Regions from separate parts of the Homo sapiens genome. Here region 1 is linked to region 2. A link is an interaction called in ENCODE POLR2A ChIA-PET data of the cell type or tissue named here. Cell type or tissue: OCI-LY7. All regions are shown on one strand.

What was found. ChIA-PET counts read pairs that join two places held together with the same protein. Peaks named below come from ENCODE experiments on the same cell type or tissue, not always from the same donor. Only the 100,000 strongest peaks of a DNase experiment are listed, where the experiment ranks them.
Region 1: POLR2A ChIA-PET joins it to region 2 with 11 read pairs; 9 of 35 experiments call an interaction of 5 or more read pairs at or near these places.

Annotation. Positions count from the first base shown.
Region 1 is chr5:124,639,974-124,644,973 of GRCh38, forward strand. It overlaps ZNF608 (zinc finger protein 608), which reads right to left. Exons shown (of 10, transcript NM_020747.3): 6 at 4,271-4,688; 7 at 3,538-3,710; 8 at 1,279-1,432. Among named protein-coding and RNA genes, the nearest start is that of ZNF608, 100 kb to the right of the region's middle. In OCI-LY7, no CTCF peak of the experiment used is centred here; no DNase peak of the experiment used is centred here.
Region 2 is chr5:124,722,424-124,727,423 of GRCh38, forward strand. All of the region lies in intron 2 of ZNF608 (zinc finger protein 608), which reads right to left. Among named protein-coding and RNA genes, the nearest start is that of ZNF608, 22 kb to the right of the region's middle. In OCI-LY7, CTCF peaks have their summits at 2,716 and 2,916; a DNase peak (open chromatin) is centred at 2,698; H3K4me3 peaks cover 3,220 bases; H3K27ac peaks cover 3,684 bases.

The sequences.
Region 1 (5,000 bases), 82 kb before region 2:
TATATAGATATAATGTGTTAGACTAGAAATAAAACCTCTTTCTCTTCCAAGTTCTTATTACACTCAATACAAATTGTTTAAGAAATAGGAAAGCTCTCTTTTAACACTACTAGATGACATCAACTAAAAAGACCTGAATAAATAAAAATGACCCCTTCACATTTGTATATCACTTCCCAGTTTTGGAAACACCTTCAAACATATTATCTTACTTTCTATTCACACAGTAGCATAAGAGGCAACTTGGCAAGTGCAATAGACTAAATTATGTCTCCTCAAAATATGTTGAAGCTCTAATCCACAATGTGATTAGATTTGGAGATGGGGCTTATAAGGAGGTAATTAAGGTTAAATCAGGTCATATGGGTGGGACCCTAATAGGGCATGATTAGTGTCCTTATAAGAAAGCACACGAGGGCTCCCCCCTGCCCCTTCCCCACCCACCAGCTCATGCACAAAGAAGAGGTCATATGAGCGCACAGCAAGACAGCAGCTGCACACAAGCCAGGAAGAGAGGCCTGAGCAGACGCTGGCTGTACTGGCACCCTGATCTTGAACTTCCAGCCTCCAGAACTGTGAGAAAATAAATTCCTGTTGTTTAAAGCCATGCAATCTGTGGTATTCTAGCAAGTTGTAAAGATGGTGCCACCACCCACCTACTATGAGATGACAAAGATGGGACAAATAATACATGCTCAACTAATGAACTACAAGGTGAAGATTCCCTCATATCAATCCTATGGCTTAAAACATGTTTCTCTTTCTCAATTCTCCCATTTAGTGAAGTCGCAGCAGTGAAGGGCTGTGAAGAACCCTCGAATGAGGTTATAAAAGTGTTAAACCTGATCACATTACTCCCATGATTTCCATGGGAAAAGAGCAACTTAAAAGGCATGCAGAAATCAGAACAAGTAATTTCACCAAAGCTTCCCACCATCCCTCCCTTTTTCTACAATTTTCCTGAAGTAGATATCTGATCTTCTGATTGTTATATTCAGTGCCCCAGACACTGGCCACCGCCCTCAGTCTGTGAGATAACAGTAAGCTGCCGATAACATCAACTGGTGACAATTATTAAGTGGTAGCCATTTCATGTCTCAATAGAATACAAAGATGTGGGAATAGCCTTAGCTGTGTCACTAGAAAATAAGTGTTAAAAACCCTCCTGAGAGCTAATGTGAACTCAAAGCTCAATATTTTTAAGATGTGAAATGCAATTTTAGCAACTGTTTTCCAAAGCAGAATGGACAAAGACACAGTAATGATAGAGCTGCTGACCTTGAAAAGGGTCATATTGACCCGGGATTAGCGGGTAACCCATGCCAACGTGGGTGTGGTGGTGCGTGTGCAGGTGCCGCTGGCCGAAGGGGGAGTGGCGATCCCTTTCCCTTTCTGCCTCCCGTTCCCGCTCAGCTGTAGCCTTTTCCACAGGCTGCAACAGAAAAGAGAAATTTTCCCCCTTCATGCTCTGAAAATCAACTTTTAAGAGTACTAAACCACCTTTGTCCCTTCGACAATATTGTGTTAATGATTAAAAAGTAAATATAAAGATACAATTCTTTAGTAACTAAAGAGAATTTCAAAAAACATGCATTAGTTTCAGTTGGAATTAAGCCAACACAAAAGAACTACTCCACCCAAAGTAAACCAAGTGACACCAATGTTTTCCTGAAATGACGGAAATAAGAGGATTTCTCTCTATATTCATTCATAATTGCAGGTTAAGAATTTACCCAATTGCTTCCCATAAACAACTTTTACAAAATAAGTAGTTTTGGAGATATCTTTAAGGTCAAGTTTTCTAATTACACTTGTATTTTGTGGAGAGAACATATCTCACAGTTTTAAACGTGTCTGTATACATTTTGTTCTACTGAAAAAACATGCTCTAAAGTTATATGCCAATATAAAGCACAAGAAATCACTGTCCTACACCCACATTTTGAATCTCTCAATTTTTGAACTCTCAAAGAGAAGGCCCCATCCTCCCAAACCATAGTTTGGGGTAAGGATGGTTCATTTCCTATGACTTTCTACCTTTACAGCCTAACCACCCTTTAACTAAAGTTATACTTCTCACTTAAAAGAAATCCTTGTACTAAGAAGGAGGACTCAGAAAAAGATTCAGAAATCCCCTTTTCTGGTTTCTCTATAGAGTTTCTGGTAGACTCACACACATTGCAGATACTATTATTTTAATTTACTTTAAACTCTTTCCTAGCCAAGCACCATCCTATTTTTGTTTAGTCTCTCTTCACAACAGTCTCTAGGACTAGAGCAGTCACCTTTTTTGGGGAAGAGCCATCTTTCACAGACATTGTATTACTTCAGCAGAGTTAAAGGGACATGACAAAGAGTCAAGGCCAGAAAACAGCAGACACAGCTCTCACTCCTAAGCCACATGACTTACTCTTGCAAATGAGCCTCACACTGTACAAGGCTCAAATTTGTGCCTTATTACATGTCACGGGCACTCAGCTTTGCTCGTGATGAACCCCCAACCATGAACACTGATGATGTGAATATGAAGGGTCAATACAAGTAGCAGAAACCTCAAATCTCTCCAGAAGTCAAGTTAACAACAAAGATAAGTGATGCAGATTAGGGAGCTTCTATTTATATCCATGCACATTGATGGGGAGCAGCACATCTGCCTAGATGGGGCTACTAGTTCCCATCAGTTACTGCCATGTCATTTTGAACCAGATTTTCTATTGTCTTTTTTTTTTTTTTTTTTTTTTTTGAGACAGAGCCTTGCTCTGTCGCCCACGCTAGAGTGCAGTGGCACAATCTCTGCTCACTGCAACCTCTGCCTCTCGGGCTCAAGCAAATCTCCTGCCTCAGCCTTCTGAGTAACTTGGATTACAGGTGCCCACTACCACTAGGCTACTTTTTGTATTTTTAGTAGAGACGGAGTTTCACCATATTGGCCAGGCTGGTCTCGAATTCCTGACCTCAGGTGATCTGCCCGCCTCGGCCTCCCAAAGTGCTGGGATTACAGGCAGTGGCTCACTCCCGGCCCAGATTTTCTATTGTCTTAAGAGAAAGAGGTGATCTGAACTTGCATGTAAAATGTCTGATTTTTAAAAGGTATCCTGCAAGAAAACATTTTTTGAAAAGCTTGATTTGCCCAAAAAGTCAACAGTTTGTAGCCTCTGAACTACTTACTTACCAAAATTATATAAAATATACTCCTCTGTTACCTAATTCCTCAATGTCTTATCAAACATATTTTGCACCAAAAGTTGGTTCCTATGAATTTAAATTTCCACCTAACAACCATCCTCCTGGGTAAGCAAGGTATACTAGATTTTGCAACAGAAAAGCTTGCTACTGCCATACGTGCTTTAACAATTTTCTCTCATGTGTGAAAGCGTCTTACTTTTGAACGCTCCATTCTTTACGTATTAGGATAAAACAGCATCCTGAAATCACAGCTGGGTTCCGAAACCATTTATATTTCAAGACTGTTCTCTAGCTTGTTCCCCTTTCTCCCCAAATCACAGTACTTTTAAATAACAACAAAAGGAGGCTTACAGCAGGAGACTTGCTGCGGTATTGGTTAGCATGCTGCTGGAGCAAATCCAGTGCTTTAGATTCAGTGGTTGTTTTCGTGTTGACGCTAGGGCTGGTATTGACTTTCTCTGTCTCTTCTCTCCCTGACATCTTCCCATAAACAGGATAATGAAATCCTGGAGAGAGATATGCCCCTGCAGATAAACAACAAATGCCACATCAAGTTACAGGCTATATCTTTAAAAAAAATCATTTGGGTTACATGAATTTGGGATAAGAGTCAAAGAGATCTTAAAATAGGGGGTTACATTAAGAATGGGCTACATCATCATTAAACTGTGTCTAGCTTCTCCAATTTTCTTCTCCCAGTTAATTCATCCTGATGAAGGGAGGTTATAAACAGAATTGAGCTTATAGCCATTTCATACATTTACGTGTCCGCTTAAGTGAAAGGAATAGTAACTATAATGATTATGACAGTAAGTGCTTAGAATATTTTTATAGGCAATAAAGTATCTGTCAGCCTAACAGCTATAGCAGACCATCAGAGACTATGGAAACTATGGCTGAGGATTCTTGACATTTCATTAAAAAAACTTATATTAAATCAGTTTTATCTTTGGGACTTTAAACAGCATAAAAACAAGGAAAACAAATGTCACTCTTGAAGCTTCTAATTTATCTTGAGTTTTTAACAGCTAATATTTGAACATCGCCTCTTTCCTCCAATATAGTCAGAACCGACAACACGTACCAGGATAACTGTGCATTAGGACGGGAGAAACAGCCCGGTATGCAGGATGGCTGGGGTCGTACATCTGTGGGTAAGGATAAGCATGCAAGTACTGTATGTATGACTGATGCTGACTCATGGGTGAGGAGACAGCCACTCTTGTTCCCCGAGAGTCCTTCCAGTTCACAGGAGTCTTTCGATCATCATTTTTCAGCTTGCTCTCCTCCATTGATTGAGAATCAGGATGCTTGGCCTCTTTGGGCTCCTCTTTAATGCTTGTTAACGATACAGGAAGGCTGGGCACACCACTCTCTTTATTAGGAGTTTTCCTCGGACTATCCTCTTTTAATTTCTTCTCTCTATCAAGTTCTTCTGACTTTTGCTGATCCAGATATTTGGGCTGGTATACATAATGATGCCATGTTCTTGAATCTGGGTCCTGATTTTTTTGTTTTAAAGAAAAAAAACCCAACAGATTTGTTTTAAAATTTCAATTTTAAAGAAAACTTGTTAATAATCATGACAGCACTAGCACTCTTAATTTTAATGCTAAGTTGACATTTATTTCTGTGCTAGACACTGTGCTAATTGCTTTACCTCCTTCTCTTACAAAGTAATAATGTCCCAGGTAGGCATTATTACTGATCCCCTGTACAGAAGATAAAACCAAAGTGTTTAAAGTTCAGGCAACATCAAGGTCATGCTGCTGCCCAGTCGTGGAGCTGGGCTTCAAACTCAGGTCTGCTGAAAT
Region 2 (5,000 bases):
GCTGTAAATATTCCTAGGGCTGGAGCTGCAAATCATTAGTCCTTTTGCCTCCCATTTGACCAAGTACACTAATTAACCACCTGTAAAACACCTTAATGAAGTCATATTTAAAGCAATACTGTGATGATTTTTCTATAAATAAACCCTTAAAATACACACACACACACACACACACACACACACACACACACACACACGCAAGAAATTCTAATAACTATTCCTAACATCTCCCTTTTGAGAAAGGGCAGGGAGGTGGGGGTTGAGGGTTGGAGAAGATATCTTCAAATAAGCTATCTGAAGCTTTTGCTAAATGCATACAAAGGAGCCAACCTTTAGAGTTGGAGAATCAGAATAGGGGTTAGGAAGCCTGAGACTGAATATTTGTGGAAATGAAAACAATTAAGCACTCTTCGGATAATTCAGATGCACAGCTATGATTAAGAAATAATATTTATATTAAGAGTTCAATAATTCTGTATACTGGATCAAAAATTATTTAAGTAGAAATACGACCCCCAAACCCAAGAAGGTATGTATCATAACTTCCAGTTAAAGACCATAAAAATAGTTCAACTACCATAAAAGCAGTAGGAGACTTTAAAAAAAAAATTTTTTTTTTTTTTTTGAGACAAGGTCTTTCTGTGTTTCCCAGGCTGGAGTGCAGTGGCACGATCTTGGCTCACTGCAGCCTCCGCCTCCCCAGTTCAAGCAATTCTCGGTTCTCAGCCTCTCAAATAGGTGGGATTACAGGCACGCGACACCACTCCCAGCTACAAGGTTTCTCCATATTGGCCAGGCTGGTTTTGCATTCCTGGTCTCAGGTGATTCACCCGCCTCTGCCTCCCAAAGTACTGGGATTATAGGCGTGAGCCGCGCCCTGCCTTATAGTCAGATTTATAATTCATTGCCTTTTATGGCTAAGGGGTTTTGTATTGGTTTAGGGAGACATTTCTTACTCCAAGGTTAATAAATAAAAATGTTTGGCTGGGCACAGTGGCTCACCCCTGTAATCCCAGCACTTTGGGAGGCCAAGGTGGGTGGATCACCTGAGGCCAGGAGTTCAGGACCAGCCCAGCCAACATGGTGAAACCCCATCTCTACTAGAAGTACAAAAATTAACCAGTCATGGTGGTGGGCACCTGTAATTCCAGCCACTCGAGAGGCTGAGGCAGGAGAATCACTTGAACCCAGGAGGCAGAGGTTGCAATGACCAGAGATCGTGCCACTGCACTCCAGCCTGGGTGATGGAGTGAGACGCTGACTCCATCAATCAATGAATCTGACTATACAGTTTAAGATATTTGCACGGAGTAGGGGGAGGAACAGCATAAACAGAATCAAACGACAAATGAAGAGATGGGAAAAAATATTTGCAAAGCACATAAAAAAATTTGCAAAACACATGAAAAAATTATATATTTAATTATTATACACTGAAATACTTTAAAATAAGAAATGGCCAACAACTCACTAGATAATCAAAGGTTATAAATTATCAATATTTAGGAAAATAAATACAATGGCTTGTACCCATGAAAAATGCAAATTAAAATAATAGATTACTATCAGATTAGCACAGATTAAAGCCAGAAAATTATAACTCACAGTATTAAATTGTAGAAACTACAGGCAATTCATGTTCCACCATTGCTGGGAATGCAAACGGATGCAATCAAGTTGGGGGGCAATTAAATTTTGAAACACACATGTGCAAAGATGTTCAAAGGAACATTTTAAAGGTGCAGATCAGTTTCTTTAATATGCTGTGATTTGTATAAGGGGACAAAAATATAAATATATATTCTTGAACATACGGGGACTATTTCGAGGACATACAAAACTGTTCAAAATAATTGGCTCTAGGGAACAGTCTGGGGGGCATAAGGGGGAAGTAAAACCTACTTTTCATTATATAACATTTTAGTGTAGTTTGAACTTTTACCAATTTCTGACCTCTTTTTTTAATTTAAAAAAAATAGTCAAAAAGTAATAAATGCAACTAATTTCTCAGGGCTCTGGACCAGTCTCCTAAGTAGGAGACATGGTCAAACCCAGGGAGTATGCAAAGAGTGCAAAAAAAAAAAAAAAAAAAGACTGGCATTTCTATTTATATTATTACCTCATCATTTCCAATTTTTTGTTATTTGTAACTTTAGTAAACATCAGCTATATTAATTCAACAGCACGTGTGTGTGTGTGTGTGTGTGTGTGTACACAACCAGAGACACCTGGAATACGTTCTCTGGGGAAAGTAATACTCTTTCAATTAATGTCTTCAGAGAAAGGTACCATTTTGTCCACTCTCTGAAAAAGGACTCAGTATTTACGATCTTGCATGTGAAATCAGTTAATATAATTCACACGGGGTAACATCATCTCCCTCAACCACTGAGAAATGAGAATGAAATCAAAAGCCAGAGGTTAAGCTTAGGATCAGTTCCCACACACTGAGATACGTTTAGAACTTAAGTCACAGCCTGTCCCTCCTCTGCGCAAAGCCCCCCAGTCTCTCCCACCTTTCTGAGTCTTACTTGGTTCTGGAAGGCTCTCTGGAGCCTGGCCTCAAGCTCCATCTTAGATTTCATCTTCTGGAACTCTCCTCTCTCCCTCATCCAGCTTCAGTCACTCTGGTGTCTCCTCAAACACACCAAATACACTCTCCCTCTCCTCGACCCCCGGGGGGATTGTACACAGGTCCTGGGTCTAAAAAGTTCCCTCCACAAGGGGGCCAAATGGCTCCTAACTGTACTCAGGTCCCTACTCAAACATAAACAAATAAAATTCTTCTTTTCCACCATCTCTTTCTACCACCTTCTCCTGCTTGATTCTCCCTTATAGCACGTAACGCCAACCAAAATATATTTATTTGTCTGGAATAAATTTGAATATAAGCTTCATGATAGCAGAGACTTGGTTTCTTCACTACTGTACCTCCAGGACCCAGACTGTGCTAGGCATATAATAGACATTCAAAAAAATGTTTGCTGAGGAAATATTTTTACTAGGTATTTTTGCTGGGTAAACAAAGTAAGGAATGAATAAAGGAATGAACAAATGAAAGAACAGATTGAGACCTGCTTTTATACCTCCCCCATTCTAATTATTTTTGCTGTCAGAACACAAAATGGCCAAAGCTTCTAAACTGTAGGAGGAGGCAAGGAAATGAATATTTAACTGCTGTCTATGACATGTGTATTTTTTTTAATCCCTTAACACAGCAACAATACCCTGCACAGTGATAAAATGAAAACGCTCTAGTTTTTTCCTAGAAAAAACTGTACCACTCCTAAATCTGTACATATTCTCTGACTTTCTCCTGTTATAATGGAGGACTGTCCTAGCTCCAGAGACCCATGGATGCACCCTATTTCAGGACACTGTCTCCTCTCTCTCTCTAGTATGGACAGCTCTTCTCCACCCCTCTCTCATCATTCCCATCAGCATACAAACAGGCTGTGAGAGTTCTCCACTTTAAAAAATGACAGATATTCCCTGATCTCTTTGCCCCTTATAGAAAAGGGTGCTATATTCATAGTGTCCTGTTTTTTCTCACCTCCCACAAAAAATCCAAGCACTCTAATCAAACTTTTTATTTCCCCATCACTACCCTTTACCCCAGAAACGATTTGTGCTAATGTCACCAAAAATCAATTCTGAGTCTCATTTTAACCTGACTTCTTGGCAGCAATTGACACAGCTGATCACACCTTCCTTGCTAGAATTTCTTCCATTGCTTTCCAGAAACACCAGACTGGCTGGGTTTTCTTCCCCCTCAATGGACACGGCGCTGGCTCCTACTGCTCCATAGCCCACCTCTGGGCCCTAGTCTTTTCCATTGGAACTAACTCTAGAGGTGACCTCTTCCAGCCCAATAACTTTAAAGCCCACCTATTTGCCCATAGGTGTCTCCAGCCCTGGCCTTCCTGTGGAAGGACCATAATCACTTGGCAGCCACAGGATATATCAAAAATGAGTCACAACTCTTGATTCCATCCACCTCCAAAATCCAGGTATTTTCCTTAATTCTCATTCTTTCACAACTCCACATATATCCATATCCTCATTATCTCAGGACAACGTGACCATTTCTTGCCACTTCCCACCACTTCCATGCCTACCAAAGAAGCCTATCTTCTCTCACCAGGACCACTGAAAAAGTCTTGCAACTGATTTCCCTTGTCCTCTTCTTGCCTCTCTACAGTCAATTCTCTATACAACAGTCAACAGTAAGATTTGTTTAAAAAAAAAAAAAAAAAAAAAAGTCACTGCCTTGCTCAAAATTCTGAAATGGTTTCTCATCGCATTCAAGCTAAAATCCAAATTCCTTACCATGGCCTACAAGGCCCTGCATGACCTGGCCTCTGCCCAACTCCGAGTCCAATCTGGACATGGGCTGTGCGCCCAACACATATGTGTTACCTGAGTGGATTTAACAGCATGTGCAGTCGGTCAAGAAACAGACTAGGAAGCATCTCCAGACAAAAAAAAAGTGCAAACATCCAACCAACTGGGATTCCGGGCTTTGGATCCTCTCTCAATTCAGCATCAGTTGCTGTATCTGCTCTTTCTCTCCCATCTCAAGCTTGTACTTAACACAGGCCTCTACCCTGTAACAGAGCTTCAAAATCACAGTGAGATCCTACACTTCAACTTCATCCCTTTACCTATAGTTCCTAGCACCAAAGGTCTTACAGTGACAGCAACAGAGTTTTGCAACAAGTGGGCAAATCTCCTCCAGTAAATTTCTTCTCCACTGTGTTCTAAATGTGCCAGGATTTTCAATAGAAAATTTCACAACCCTGTGCTCTGTCAACTCTAAAACCCTCTCCTCTCCCCAAGTCAAGGCTTCAGAGGAAATAAAAAAGTATCACTGCTTATACAGGCTGTACTGAGTTTATCACATCCATTATCTTTCTGACTTCTGTCCTTGGGATTCCAGTTGGTCTTGACCTTGTATAGCTGCCCTCACAGTATCTTTGTCAGTTTATGCATACTACTTC